Regions from separate parts of the Homo sapiens genome. Here region 1 is linked to region 2. A link is a loop called in an ENCODE intact Hi-C map of the cell type or tissue named here. Cell type or tissue: CD4-positive, alpha-beta T cell. All regions are shown on one strand. Each heading gives the region's core, and the rest is flanking DNA. Links, peaks and the distances in the headings are about the cores only. Region 1 has its middle 8.9 kb from the start of PDCL3. Region 2 has its middle 11 kb from the start of CHST10.

Region 1 (7,197 bases), core at 1,498-6,497, 130 kb after region 2:
CCAAAGTAACATAGTGTTAGTCTGCATTAGTACCAGTGGTAGTCACAGTGATTCTACTTGTGTATAGACAAATGTGCTTATGTAGCTCTTATTTCAAAGTATTTGAAGTAAAGAAAAATGAATATTTTCCCTTAGAAATTTATATAATCTCCTGATGACTTGATTGTGTATTCTAGTATAGTTGTGCTACAGGATTTGCATACTGAAAATTTACCATTCTACTTTATACTTAAGGCAGTATGTTGATTTTTTTTTTTTTTTGACAGAGTCTCACTCTGTTGCCCAGGCTGGAGTACAGTGATGCAATCTCCGTTCACTGCAACCTCTGCCTCCCGGGTTCAAGTGATTCTCCTGCCTCAGCCTCCCAAGTAGCTGGGATTACAGACGACCACCACCATGCCTAGCTAATTTTTTGTATTTTTAGTAGAGACGGGGTTTCACTATGTTGGCCAGGCTGGTCTTGAACTCCTGACCTCATGATCCACCCACCTTGACCTATGTTGGTCAGGCTGGTCTTGAACTCCTGATCTCGTGATCCACCTGCCTTAGCCTCCCAAAGTGCTGGGATTACAGGTGTGAGCCACCGCGCCTGGAGGCAGTATGTTGATTTTTTAAAAATTGTTTTGCATGTAATTATGATATCTATAGACTTCATTTCAGATTAGGATGGAGGGCATACATCCTTGTTACCTAGGGGGCAGTGGGTCTGTTAAGAGTAGGGAGCCACGGTGCAAAAGGAAAACCAGGAAGAGATTATTGTCATAACTGAGCTGAAGTGGAAGAGTGGTCTGGGAGCTTGCTGGCACAGAGATAATTCAAGTATGTGATTCAGAGCAAAAGAGAGTACCACGAAAGGGAGGAACCCCCGGAAAAAGATGGGCAAGACAACTGGGATGCACAGTTGGAATGGCCAAGGAAGCCATGATAATAGAGAGAAGTGACGCTGTCCCCCTAGAACCTCGTAGGGTTGTTAAAGGCTTGCATGTATTTATTTATTTATTTATTTATTTATTTATTTATTTATTTAATTTCAATAGGTTTTTGGGGAACAGGTGGTGTTTGGTTACATGAATAAATTCTTTAGTGGTGATTTCTGAGATTTTGGTTCACCCATCACCCGAGCAGTTTACACTGTACCCAATGTATAGTCTTTCAGCCCTCACCTGCCTCCTGCCCCTGAATCCTCAAAGTCCATTGTATTATTCTTTGGGTCCTCATACCTTAGCTCCCACTTATGAGTGAGAACATACAATGTTTGATTTTCCATTCCTGAGTTACTTCACTTGTCTCAAAAAATATATACATATCCCAGCACTTTGGGAGGCCGAGGTGGGTGGATCACAAGGTCAGGAGATCGAGACCATCCTGGCTAACACGGTGAAACCCCATCTCTGCTAAAAATACAAAAAATTAGCCGGGCATGGTGGCAGGCGCCTGTAGTCCCAGCTACTCAGGAGGCTGAGGCAGGAGAATGGCTTGAACCTGGGAGGCGGAGCTTGCAGTGAGCCAAGATCTCACCACTGCACTCCAGCCTGGGCTACAGAGCAAGACTCCATCTAAAAAAAGAAAAAAAAATATATATATATATATATATATATATATATATATATATATATATATATGTATGTATACATATATACACACACACACACACGTGGGTATACATATATATGTGTATATATATATATAGAGAGAGAGAGAGAGTTTTAAAATATATTCTGGATATTAGTCCTTCATCGATATATGATTTGCAAAATTTTTCTACCATTCTGTGGGATTTCTTTTCAGTTTCTCTCCTTTGAAGCACAAGATATCTTAATTTTGTGTGTGTGTTTTGAGAAGGAGTCTTGCTCTGTCACTCAGGCTGGAGTGCACTGGTGCAGTTTTGGCTCACTGCAGCCTCCACCTCCCAGGTTTAAGTAGTTCTCCTGCCTCAGCCTCCCGAGTAGCTGGGATTACAGGCACCCACCACCACAGCCAGCTAATTTTATTTTTAGTAGAGACTAGGTTTCACCATGTCAGCCAGGCTGGTCTTGAACTCCTGACCTCAAGTGATCCACTCACCTTGGCCACCCAAAGTGCTGGAATTACAGGTGTGAGCCACTGTGCCCAGCTAATCTTTTAATTTTGATGATCCCCAGTTTACCTAATTTTGGATGAGATTAGGCACATTCAGGGTGGTATGGCCGTAGACAGTTTACCTAATTTTGTTGTTGTTATTGCTTGCGCATTCAATATCATATCTAGGAAACTCTTACCTAACCCAAGGTCATGAATATTTACACCTATATTTTCTTCTGAGAGTTTTATAGCTTTAGCTCTTACTTTTAGGATTGTGATCCATTTTAAGTTAGTTTTTGTATACTGTATGAGGCAGGAATCCAACTTTATTCTTTTGCATGTGTCTCAGCCTCCCAAGTAGCTGGGATTACAGGCACTTGCCACCATGCCTGGCTAATTTTTTGTATTTTTAATAGAGACGGGTTTACACTATGTTGGCCAGGCTGGTCTCGAACTCCTGACCTCATGATCTGCCCGCCTCGGCCTCCCAAAGTGCTGGGATTACAGGCGTGAGCCACCGCACCTTGCCTAGGCTCAAAACTCTTATAATTCAATATGAAAAGTCAAATAACTCAATTTTAAAATGGGCAAAAGATTGCAAAAGACATTATCCTAAAAAAAGATATTCATATGGCCACTAAGCACATGAAAAGATGCTCAACATCATTATTCAGTGAGGAAATGCAAATCAAAACTATAATGAAATGCCACTTTCCACCCACCAGGACAGCTATACTCAAAAAGATGGACAGTAACAAGTACTAACACAGATGTGGAGAAATTTAAACCCTGATACAATGTTGGTGGGAATGTAAAATGGGGCATCGGCTTTGGGAAACAAAACTCTTCAAAGTTACACAGAATTACCATATGACCCAACAATTCCACTTCTAGGCATATACCCAAAAGAATTAAAAACATGTATTCACATAAAAATTTTTTTTTTTTTTTTGAGACAGAGTCTCACTCTGTCGCCCAGGCTGGACTGCAGTGGCGTGATCTCGGCTCACTGCAACCTCCACCTCCCGGGTTCAAGTGATTCTCCTGCCTCAGCCTCCTGATTAGCTGGGACTACAGGCACCGGCCACCACGCCCAGCTAATTTTTGTATTTTTAGTAAAACGGGCTTTCACTGTGTTGGCCAGGCTGGTCTTGAACTCCAGACCTCAGGTGATCCACCTGCCTCAGCCTCCCAAAGTGCTGGGATTACAGGTGTGAGCCACCATGCCTGGCCTCACACAAAAACTTTTATGTGAATGTTCATAGCAGCATTACTCATAATAGCCAAAAAGTGTAAATAACCCAACTGCCCATCAACTGACGAATGGATAAACAAAACATGGTCTATCCAGACAACGGAATGTCATTTGGCTATAAAAAGAAATGAAGTACTGAAACATGCTGCAACATGAGTGAACCTCAAAACATTATTTTAAATCAAAGAAGCCAGATACAAAAAGCCACATATGTATCATTCCATTTTACACAGGATAGGCAAATCCACAGAGACAGAAAGTAGAGTAATGGCTGCCAGCGGGGAATAATGGCTGTCTTGGGGAAAGGATACATGGGGAGGTGAGACTGCCAACAGGCACAGGATCTCTCTGGAATTAGAGAGTGGTAATAGTTGCACAACATTGAGAATACACTATAAACTACTGAATTGTACTCTTAAAACAGTGTATTTTATGCCATGAGAATTTTATCTCCATAAAGCTGTTATTTTAAAATAAAGCAATACAGACATACCAAAAAAAGTGAAAAACTAGAGAAACTAAATGGCCATCATTTCACTATGTTAGTCAGGGTCCAGGGAGGAAAAACGAAGATACACTAGGTGTATTTGTCCTTTCTTGCATTGCTATAAAGAAATATCTGAGACTGGATAATTTATAAAGAAAAGAGGTTTAATTGGCTCTTGGGTCTGCAGGCTGTACAGGAAGCACGGCGGCATCTGCTTCTGGGGAGGCCTCAGGAAGCTTCTAATCATGGTGGAAGGCAGAGATGGAGTGAGTGTCTTACATGGCAGGAGCAGGAGTCAGAGAAATAGAGAGGGGAGGGCTACACACTTTGAAACAACCAGATCTCACAAGAACTCACTATCAAGAGAACAGCATCCAAAGGAATGTTGCTAAACCACCCTTATGATTTAATCACCTTCCACCAGGCCCCACCTCCAAAATTGGGGATAAACTCCAAGATTAGTAACTGCAGAAAGCACCTATCATCCTTAGGGCTAGGTAGAACAAAAGGGAAGGGATGGTGTTCCAAGAATCTGGAATGACCTGGAAGTTTGCTTACTGTAGGGTGGGCTCTAAGGAGTATTAGGACAGCCAAGGTGGGGCACTAGGCTGGTCCCGCAACCATGGAGAGGCGCTGCTGGGCATGAGAAAGGATGCTTGGGGCCCTCTCTGTGCTGCTGCTGCTGGAGGGAGGGGTGCCCACAAAATTCAGAAACAGGAAGTGCCTCGCCTCCCCGCCTCCACTCCTCTCACCCTGCTTCCCAGAATCAGAACCTCGCAGGAGGCCAGCGAGGAGGGAAGTGGCAATAATTAGTTTGTGGGTCTCAGTCCCCTAGTAAATTTCTGCTGGTTGGAAATAGGGAAGGAGAACAAATGGGTCCATGACTGTCCACCACAAATCTGACACAAGTGAGGTAATGTTTTGTATACTGATTTCATTTGAAGGAGACACTGTTTTAGGTGTTGTAGTAATACTATATCGTATCTCCTACTTATACCTGCTTTTTTCTACTTGACGTTATATAATGACATGGAAAATGCTTACGATAGTCTGGACTATTTTTAAAAGATCAAATAGAATTTCAGTGAAACATCGAAGTAGTATTAAACATAATGTGGTCTAAAGACCACCAATACCTGAATCACCTGAAATAGTTATCCAAGAGGCAGGTTGCTGGGCTGTACCCCAGCAACCTGCAGAATCAGAAACTCTGGGAAAAGGACTTGGAATCTACATTTTTAACACTCCTTAAGTAATTTTTACATGCACCAAGGTTGGTGAACCACTCCTTATGAAAGCTACAAAAGCCTACATAGTGAACTGCTCTTAAAATCAAAAGCTGTACTGTATTTTCATTTTGTTTCTTTTCCTAGAAAATTGTTGCTGAATTCTTTCTTTTATTTATTTATTTATTTTTTTCATTTTGAGACAGAGTCTCATTCTGTTGCCCAAGCTGGAGTGCAGTGGCGTGATCTTGGCTCACTGCAATCTCCACCTCCCGGGTTCAAGTGATTCTCCTGCCTCAGACTCCCGAGTAGCTGGGACTACAGGCACTCGCCACCACACCCGGCTAACTTTTGTATTTTTAGTAGAGACGGGGTTGCACTATGTTGGCCAGGCTGGTCTTGAACTCCTAACCCCATGATCCACCCACCTCGGCCTCCCAAGGTGCTGGGATTATAGATGTGAGCCGCCGCACCCAGCCAGTGCTGCTGAATTTCAATAGCCAATTAACTTTCTGTGAAAACAGGCTGGGTGTGGTGGCTCACGCCTGTAATCCCAGCACTTTGGGAGGCTGAGGCAGGCATATCACTTGAGGCCAGGAGTTTGAGACCAGCCTGGCCAACATAGTGAAGCCCATCTCTACAAAAAATTAGCTGGGCGTGGTGGTGCATGCCTGTAATCCCAGCTACTAAAGAGGCTGAGGCAGGAGAATCACTTGAACCCAGGAGGGGGAGGTTGCAGTGAGGTGAGATCGTGCCACTGCACTCTAGCCTGGGTGACAGAGCAAGTCTCTGTCTCAAAAAAATAAAAAAATAAAAACTTTTTCTAGGAAAATAGCTCTGCCCATAATCATGGGTTACCAAACCTTCCCATAGACATTTATTTCAGTGTTTGCCTCACTGGGTTCAACACTCCTAAAAGTTCTACAACCTTCCAGATGTTTTTATTGTAGACACTATTTTAGCATCTAGTTGTACCTTCAGCCATCTCTTAATCATCTTAATTTTCAGCTAGTCTGAAAACGGATAGAAGCCAGCAGCCAAGAACTCAGCTAAATAACACACCAGCACACACTCTTTCCAATTCCTTTTTTTTAATACAAGTAAATCAGGGATGAGAGACAATTCGACAAAAGGAAGGGGAAAGGAGTTTCCTTTTCACTGAGAAGTTTTTCACTGAGAAATTACACACAAGTAAATCTTGGGAAGATGGTTGTCTAAAGATCAAACATAAATCGCATTTGAAAAATGGAATTCCAGTGTATTTGGCAGTAGCCATGGAATCCCACATTTAATGATAGCTCATTGAAATTGCTCTTTTAGCCACTGCCACTCAGCTGAATCTTTACATACAGGCCTTTTATCTTAGAAGGAAATGAAATTTTGACATCGCTTGTTGTGTTATTCTATTTGCCTGTTCCCCTTAAGGAGGAGAAGGAACTGTGAGCTAATAACATCATTTCTATGTCCAAGATCCCATAAGGGCAAAGACTTACAGTCATCAAACTTCAACACCAGCTGCAGCAGCTTTTCCAGCAATTTGCACAAGGTCATTAATACCAGGTATTTTGCTTAGAAAATTGCTCTTGTAAAGGAAGGGTAACGTCTTACGCAGTTGTGCATAGAAGGAGTCCTATGTAAGTCTAGGCGTGAGTCACATGACTATGAGTGCTTGAGCTAAGTTGAAACATATTTCTAGTACTTGTTAAGAAATCCATACATTGTATATAACTTTAGAATTTGTCTTCCTCTCTGTTTTATTAAACCCATTTATCTTTTGTGAGAGATCATAAACACCTAATCCAGAAGGGACTGGGGAACAAGCAGGCACTGTATGGAGGGCAGACAGGCCAAACCCAGGTCTTCCGTCTCTGCAGGGAGCAAATGTGTGCAAACATATCAAGAAAAGTTGACATTGTTACAGACACTGCCAGAGGTAAGGAGAAAAAAATCAACATCTGGTAAAAGCCATCCCAAAGCTTTGCACACACACCAAAAAAAAGGTTGATTGGTGGAAATTAGCTACAAATAATAAAGTGGGCTCCAATTAACAGGAAATCACTATGGCTAAGGGAAAGCTGAATTGAGGCTATATTTACTGATAAGTATTTGTGTGGTTTGCAGTTGTCTCCATGCATGATTATTGCTGACCATCTCAGGGCAGAAATGAC
Region 2 (7,151 bases), core at 1-5,000:
CAAGGGAATCCATGTGTTCAAGAATCCCAGCTTTTCTAAAAAGAAGGAGAAGGATTTTAAAATAAAAGAAACCCAAAGAAGAAAAGCATAAAGAAGAAAAGCACAAAGAAGAAAAAAAGAGAAGAAGTAAAAAAAAAAAAAAAAAAAAAAGAAGTCAAAAGACTTGACAGCAGCTGATGTAGTTAAAACAGTGGAAGGAAAAGAAGTAAAAGAAAAAGCCATTTCAGGAGCCAGAGGTGCCTGAGATTGATGTTCCAAGTCTCAAACCCATTTTTGGAATTCCTTTGGCTGGTGCAGTAGAGAGAACCATGATATATGATGGCATTTGGCTGCTGGCCGTTTTCCGTGAATTACGTAGAGAAGTATGGCATGAAGTGTGAAGGCATCTACAGAGTATCAGGAATTAAATCAAAGATGGATGAGCTAAAAGCAGCCTATGACCAGGAGAAGTCTACAAACTTGGAAGAATATGACCCTAACACTGTAGCCAGTTTGCGGAAGCAGTATTTGTGAGATCTTCCGGAGAATTTGCTTACCAAAGAGCTTATGCCTAGATTTGAAGAGGCTTATGGGAGGACCACAGAGACTGAGAAAGTGCAGGAATTCCAGCGTTTACTCAAAGAACTGCCAGAAGGTAACTATCTTCTGATTTCTTTGTTCGTTGTGCACATGGACCATGTCATCACAAAGGAACTGGAAGCAAAAATGAATATACAGAACATTTATATAGTGGTCAGCCCAACTGTGCAGATCAGCAATCTAGTCCTGTATGTGTTCTTCACACATGTGCAAGAACTCTTTGGAAATGTGGTTCTAAAGCAAGTGACGAAAACTCGGCGATGGTCTAACGTGGCCACGATGCCCACGCTGCCAGAGACCCAGGCAGGCTTCAAGGAGGAGATCAGGATACAGGAGTTGCTTTTGAATTGTTTACATCAAGATCTGCAGGGTGGGATAAAGGATTTGTCTGAAGAAGAAAGATTATGGGAAGTACAAAGAATTTTGACAGCTCTCAGAAGAAAACTGAGAGAAGCTAAAAGACAGGGGTGTGAAACCAAGATTGCACAAGAGATAGCCAGTCTTTCAAAAGAGGCTGTTTCCAAAAAAAAAGATGAATGAAAATGAAGAAGTTATAAATATTCTCCTTGTTCAGGAGAAAGAGATCCTGACTAAACAGGAGGAGCTCCTGGGCATGGAGCAGTTTCTGCGCCGGCAGATTGCCTCAGAAAAAGAAGAGATTGAGTGCCTCAGAGCCGAGACTGCGGAAATTCAGAGTCACCAGCAGCAGGGCCTAAGCGAGACTGAGGAGTACTCCTCCGAGAGCGAGAGTGAGGATGAGGAGGAGCTGCAGATCATTCTGGAAGATTTACAGAGACAGAACGAAGAGCTGGAAATAAAGAACAACCATTTGAATCAAGCAATTCACGAGGAGAGTGAGGCCGTCATCGAGCCGCGCATGCAGCCCTGGCTGCTCCAGTTGCAGCCAGACAGGGCCAAGCAGCAGGCGCAGGAGGACGAGGAGCCCGAGTGGCGCGGAGGTGCCATCCAGACGCCCAAGAATGGCATCCTCGAGCCAGTAGCAGCTAAATAGCCACCAAAGGCAGGCAAGAAGCCGGCAAAGCCATTGCCCAGCAGGCACAGGAAGGAGACGTCCATCTGAGCAGCCTCCGTGGCCATCCGGAGTCCGTGAGACTGAAAGGACTCATGCATCTTACTGTAACCCGGGGGCCAGGCTGGCTCTCTCGCTGTACATTCTGTAAAGGTGTCTTCTCTTCTCAGACTCTTCCTCGGTCACACGTCTGACTCCTTCGCGTCAGGCTTAGGTTCTATGGGAGGACGAAGCAGGGGATGCATTGTGGGCTTTAGGGACAGATGAGTTTTCCAGGTAGTGTCAGCATATTTGAAGATTTTAATTTTCTTCCTTAACTTGAAATAACTATTTTAACCCTTGAGTGGCTTCTTTTTAAACCACAAATCGTCTTTCTTTGCTTTTTTATCACAGCAGAATCAGGATCATTCAAGTGGGGAACCACACCAGGTCAGTGCTGCGCCCTCCGTGATCTCTGGTACCTTCACTCTTGCTTGTGCCTTCAACACCTTGGTGCAGATCCCTATGGGGGAACTACCTCAGGTTCTCTGAGTGGTCAGAGCAGTGCATGGTGGGTGTTCCCTGGTCCACCCTCCTAACTCTCTCCTTCTGCAGTTCTAAACCACAGTCCATAAGCCAGAGTCACCAGGACGGCCTATCTGGCCGCAGACGGGCTGCCTGCGGAGCCAGCCCATCCACCCCGGGCAGCGCAGGCCAGCCGAGAGGCCGCCCGTTCCCGCCGGTTTCTTACTGTGGGGACCAGCAAAGGCCTTCTCACTGGGTTGATCAAAGATAGTCTCCTTGGCCTGGTGCATCCACAGAGGATGTTGCTCAAACCAGAAATCTTTTAAATGACTGACCTTTCTTAAAAACAGAATGACTCTGCTTGCTTGGGCTAGAATGTACACGTCTTCTTGCCTGAATAAGCCATATATATGCTCTTAAACAAAAGTTTGATACTATCCATATCGTCTCAGTGAACCTACTAGTGGACTCCCAATTGACAAGATCGAGCAATAAAAAAATTCCTTTCCTTTGAATGATAGTTGTGATTCACCCCGTCCCATTTTCTTGTTTCTGGTCCATCTGCTGAAATGGATGCTCTGATGCTCTGAAGCTTCTGGGAGGCCGGGCTCTGGAGGCAACGTGCTGCAGGCGCACTCTGTCAGAGTGAACAGCACCCGCGAGACAGGCCAGGCTCCTGGCTCAGAAGACAAACCCCACACCCACTCAAGGAAATGAAAACAAACCCCACACGAGGGCGCTCTCCTCCTCCTCCTAGGTAGTATTTATTTTCAGCACCTCTTTGATGCAGTTTTTAATCCTCTACCTATTGCACTGTTGTGACTCGTTGGCCATTATTTGATTTTTGTACGAAAAAAAAGCTTTGTTATAGAAATCAGCATACTATTTTTTAAATCTGGAGAGAAGATATTCTGGTGACTGAAAGTATGGTCAGGTGTCAGATATAAATGTGCAAATACCTTCTTGCTGTCCTGTCAGTCTCAGTACATTCACTTTATACCTGCTGGCAATATTGAAGGTTCCTTTTTTGTTTGTGTAAACTCTAATTTCTATCAAGGTGTCATGGATTTTTAAAATTAGTATTTCATTACGAATGTCTCAGCATTGCTTAACTCATTTTTGCCAGAACCATTATTGATCAAGCAAATAAATTCAGCCATTTGGGAAAAAGAAAAAAAAAACCCATCAGATCTCGTGAGATTTATTCACTATCACGAGAACAGCACGGGAAAGACTTGCCCCCATGATTCAATTAACTCCCACTGGGTCCCTCCCACAACAAGTGGGAATTTAAGATGAGATTTGAGTGGGGACACAGCCAAGCCATGTCATTAGAAAATACTTTCAGATGAATGAAAATGAAAGTACCACATACCAAAACTTATTGGGATGCACTGAAAGCAATGTTCAGAAATTTATAGCTGTCAATGTCAACTTTTAAAAAGAAAAAAATCTGAAATCCAACCTAATCTTTCACCTTAAAAAACTATAAAAAGAATAGCAAATTAAACTCAAAGCAAGATGAAGAAATAATAAAGAGTAGAAACAAATGAAGGAGAAAATAGGAAAACAATAGAGAAAATCAACTAATGAAAAGTTGGTTTTTTGAAAAGATCAACAAAATTGATACACCTTTGCCTAGACTGACCAAGAAAAAGAGGAATCAAATTACTAAAATCAAGATTGAAAAAAGGAGCATTATTACAAACCTTACAGAAACAAAAAAGGTCATAGATCAATTGTGTGCCAACAAATTAGAGGACCTAATGGAATATACAAATTCCTAGCGAAACAAACAGGTAAATTAACTCAAGATGAAATAAAAAATTTGGATCAAACCTTAAGAAGTAAGAGATTGAATTAGTAACTTAAAATTTTCCTATAGAGTAAAGACACAGCCCACTTAACTTCACTGTTAAATTCTACCAGACATTTAAAAAAGAACTAATACCAGCACCCACAAACGCTTCTAAAAAACAAGAGGATGAAATACATCCTGTATTCATCCATTTTCATGCTGCTGATAAAGACACACCTGAGACTGGGCAATATACAAAAGAAAGAGCCTTAATGGACTCACAGTTTCATGTGGCTGAGGAGGCTTCATAATCACCTCGGAAGACAAAAGGCACATCTCATATGGCGGCAGACAAGAGAAGAGAATGAGAGCCAAGCAAAAGGGGTTTCCCCTTATAAAACCATCAGATCTCATTAGCCTTGTTCACTACCACGAGAACAGTGAGGGGAAACTGCCCCTATGATTCAGTTATCTCCCACTGGGTCCCTCCCACAACATGAGGGAATTATGTAAGCTACAATTCAAGATGAGATTTGGGTGAGGACACAGCCAAACCATATCACATCCCAACCCATTCTCTGAGGTCAGTATTACCCTGATACCAATACCAGACTTATACATCACAAGAAAACAAGAAACCAATACCACTTATGACTATAGACACAAAAACTCTCCACAGAATACAAGCAAACTGAATCCAGCAACATATTAAAGAATTATATACTATAGCCAAGTGGATTGTATCCAGGAATTAAAGGTTGTGTTAATATATATCAGTAGGTCAAAGGACAAAATCATATGACTAAATAGAATCAGAAAAAGCAGTTGACAAAATTTAACTCCCTTCATGATAAATACATGCAACAAACTAGGAATAGAAGGCAACTTCCTCAAACTGATAAACGTGATCTACAAAAACCCACAAATAACATCAATGAGAAAAGACTAAAAACTTTCTCTCTGAGATCAGGAACAAGACAAGGATGTCTGTTTTCATCATGTCTATTCAAGATTCTGCTTTCATCAGTTTTTTTCAACATTTTATTGGGGCTCTAGCTATGACAGTTAGGCAAGAAAAAGAAAGCATCTGTATTGGAAAAGAAGAAGTTAAACTATCTCTATTTGCAGATGGCATAATCTTGCATGTAGAAAATCCCAAAGTCTCCACCAGAAAACTATTAGAACTAATACATGAGTTCAGGAAAATTGTAGGCTATAAGGTCAAGATATAAAACAATTGTATTTTTATAGACCAGCAAAGAATGACCTGAAAATGAAATTGGGAAAATGATTATATTGAAAATAGCATATAAGGGAATAAAATTATTAGGGATAAATTTAACAAAAAGAGGTTCAAAACATATACTCTAGAAATATTTTTGAAAGAAATTAAAGAATACCTAAATAAATGTAAATGCATCCCATGTTCATATATCAGAGGACTTAATACTGTTAAGATATACTCTCCATATTGATCTACAACTTTATTGCAATCCTCATCAAAATTCCGGCTGGCTTCTTGGTAGAAATAGCCAATCTGAAGCTAAAATTCACATGAAAATGTAAGACACTCAGAGTGGCCAAAACAATCTTCAAAAGGAAGATCAAAGTCTGAGGAATCACACTTCCTGATCTTAAAATATACTACAAAGCCACAGTAATCAAGACAGTGTGGTAACAGCATAAGAACAGATATATAAATCAGTGGAATAGAATTGAGAGTCCAGAAATAAGCCATTTATGGCCAATTGGTTTCCAACAGGAGTGCTAAGACAATAAAATAAAAAAGGAATAGCTTTTTCAATAGATGGTACTGAGACAACTGGATATCCACATGCAAAAGAATGAATTTAGATGCCTCTCTCACACTTACACAAAAATTAACTCAAAATGGACCATAGACTTAACAAGAGCTAAAACTAAAAATCTAGTAAAAACACAGGCATAAATCTTATAACCTTGGGTGAGACAGTATCTTCTTAGATATGCCACCAAAAGCACAAGCAACAAAAGAAAAAATAGATAAATTTTAAAAAATTTGTCCTTCAAAGGATACTATCAGGAAAATGAAGAGAAAATCCACAGAATTTTTTTTTTGCAAATCATATATATGTGTATTAGTCCATTTTGCATTGGTGTAAAGGAATACCTGAGACTGGATGATTTATAAAGAAAAGAGGTTTATTTTGGCTCATGGTTCTGCAGGCTGTTCAAGCGTGGGGCTGGCAAGCATGGTGCTAGCATCTGCTTCTGGTCAGAACCTCAGGAAACTTTTATTCATGGTAGAAGGTGATGGGGGAGCAGGTATGTCACACGGTGAGAAAAGGAGCAAGAGAGAGAGCGGGGAGATCCTCAATTCTTTTTAACCAGATCACACATGAACTCATAGAGTGGAAACTCACTCATTACCATGAGGGGGGCACCAAGCCATTCATGAGGGATCCACCCCCATGACACAAACATCTCACACTAGGCCCCTCCTCCCACATTGGGGATCACATTTGAACATGAGTTTTGGAGGGGACAAACATCCAAACTATAGCAATATGGTAAAGGACTAACATCTAGAATATCTACAGAATTCTTACAGTGTAATAATAAAAAGACAAATAGCCCAATTTAAATATGGGTAAAGGGTCTGCATAGACATTTTCCAAAGAAGATATACACATGGCTGATAAGCACATGTAAAGCTGCTGAACATCATTCATAAGTAGGGAAATGCAAATGAAAATCACAATGAAATACCACTCCACCCCAGCTAGGATGGCTATAATGACAAAAGACAATAACAAGTGTTGGTGAGTTGTGGAAAATGGAGCCCTTACACATTGCTGGTGAGAATGTAAAATGGTGCAGTTGCTTTGGAAAACTTTTTGGCAGGCTGGGCATGGTGGCTCACGCCTGTAATCCCAGCACTTTGGAAGGCCAAGGCAGACAGATCACCTGAGATCAGGAGTTCGAGACCAGACTGACCAACATGGTGAAACCCTGTCTCTACTAAAAGTACAAAAATTAGCCTGGTGTGGTGGCATGCTCCTGTAATTCCAGCTACCCGGGAGGCTGAGAAGGGAGAATCACTTGAACCAGCAGGTGGCGGTTGCAGTGAGCCAAGATCACGCCACTGCACTCCAGCCTGGGCGACAGAGCAAGACTCCGTTTCAAAAAAAAAAAATACTTTTTGGCGGTTTTTAAAAATGTTAAATGTAGAGTTACCATATAACCCAGCAATTTCACTCC

Evidence for each region. Hi-C counts contacts between places; a loop is a spot of excess contacts. Peaks named below come from ENCODE experiments on the same cell type or tissue, not always from the same donor. Only the 100,000 strongest peaks of a DNase experiment are listed, where the experiment ranks them.
Region 1: it touches region 2 in a loop (3-fold over the local background); 56 of 110 quality-filtered maps call a loop at or near these places.

What each region holds. Positions count from the first base shown.
Region 1 is chr2:100,550,497-100,557,693 of GRCh38, forward strand. No RefSeq gene overlaps it. Among named protein-coding and RNA genes, the nearest start is that of PDCL3, 8.9 kb to the right of the region's middle. In CD4-positive, alpha-beta T cell, for the core only: no CTCF peak of the experiment used is centred there; a DNase peak (open chromatin) is centred at 4,505; H3K27ac peaks cover 675 bases.
Region 2 is chr2:100,425,005-100,432,155 of GRCh38, forward strand. It overlaps the pseudogene RALBP1P2. Among named protein-coding and RNA genes, the nearest start is that of CHST10, 11 kb to the left of the region's middle. In CD4-positive, alpha-beta T cell, for the core only: CTCF peaks have their summits at 2,869 and 3,090; a DNase peak (open chromatin) is centred at 2,827.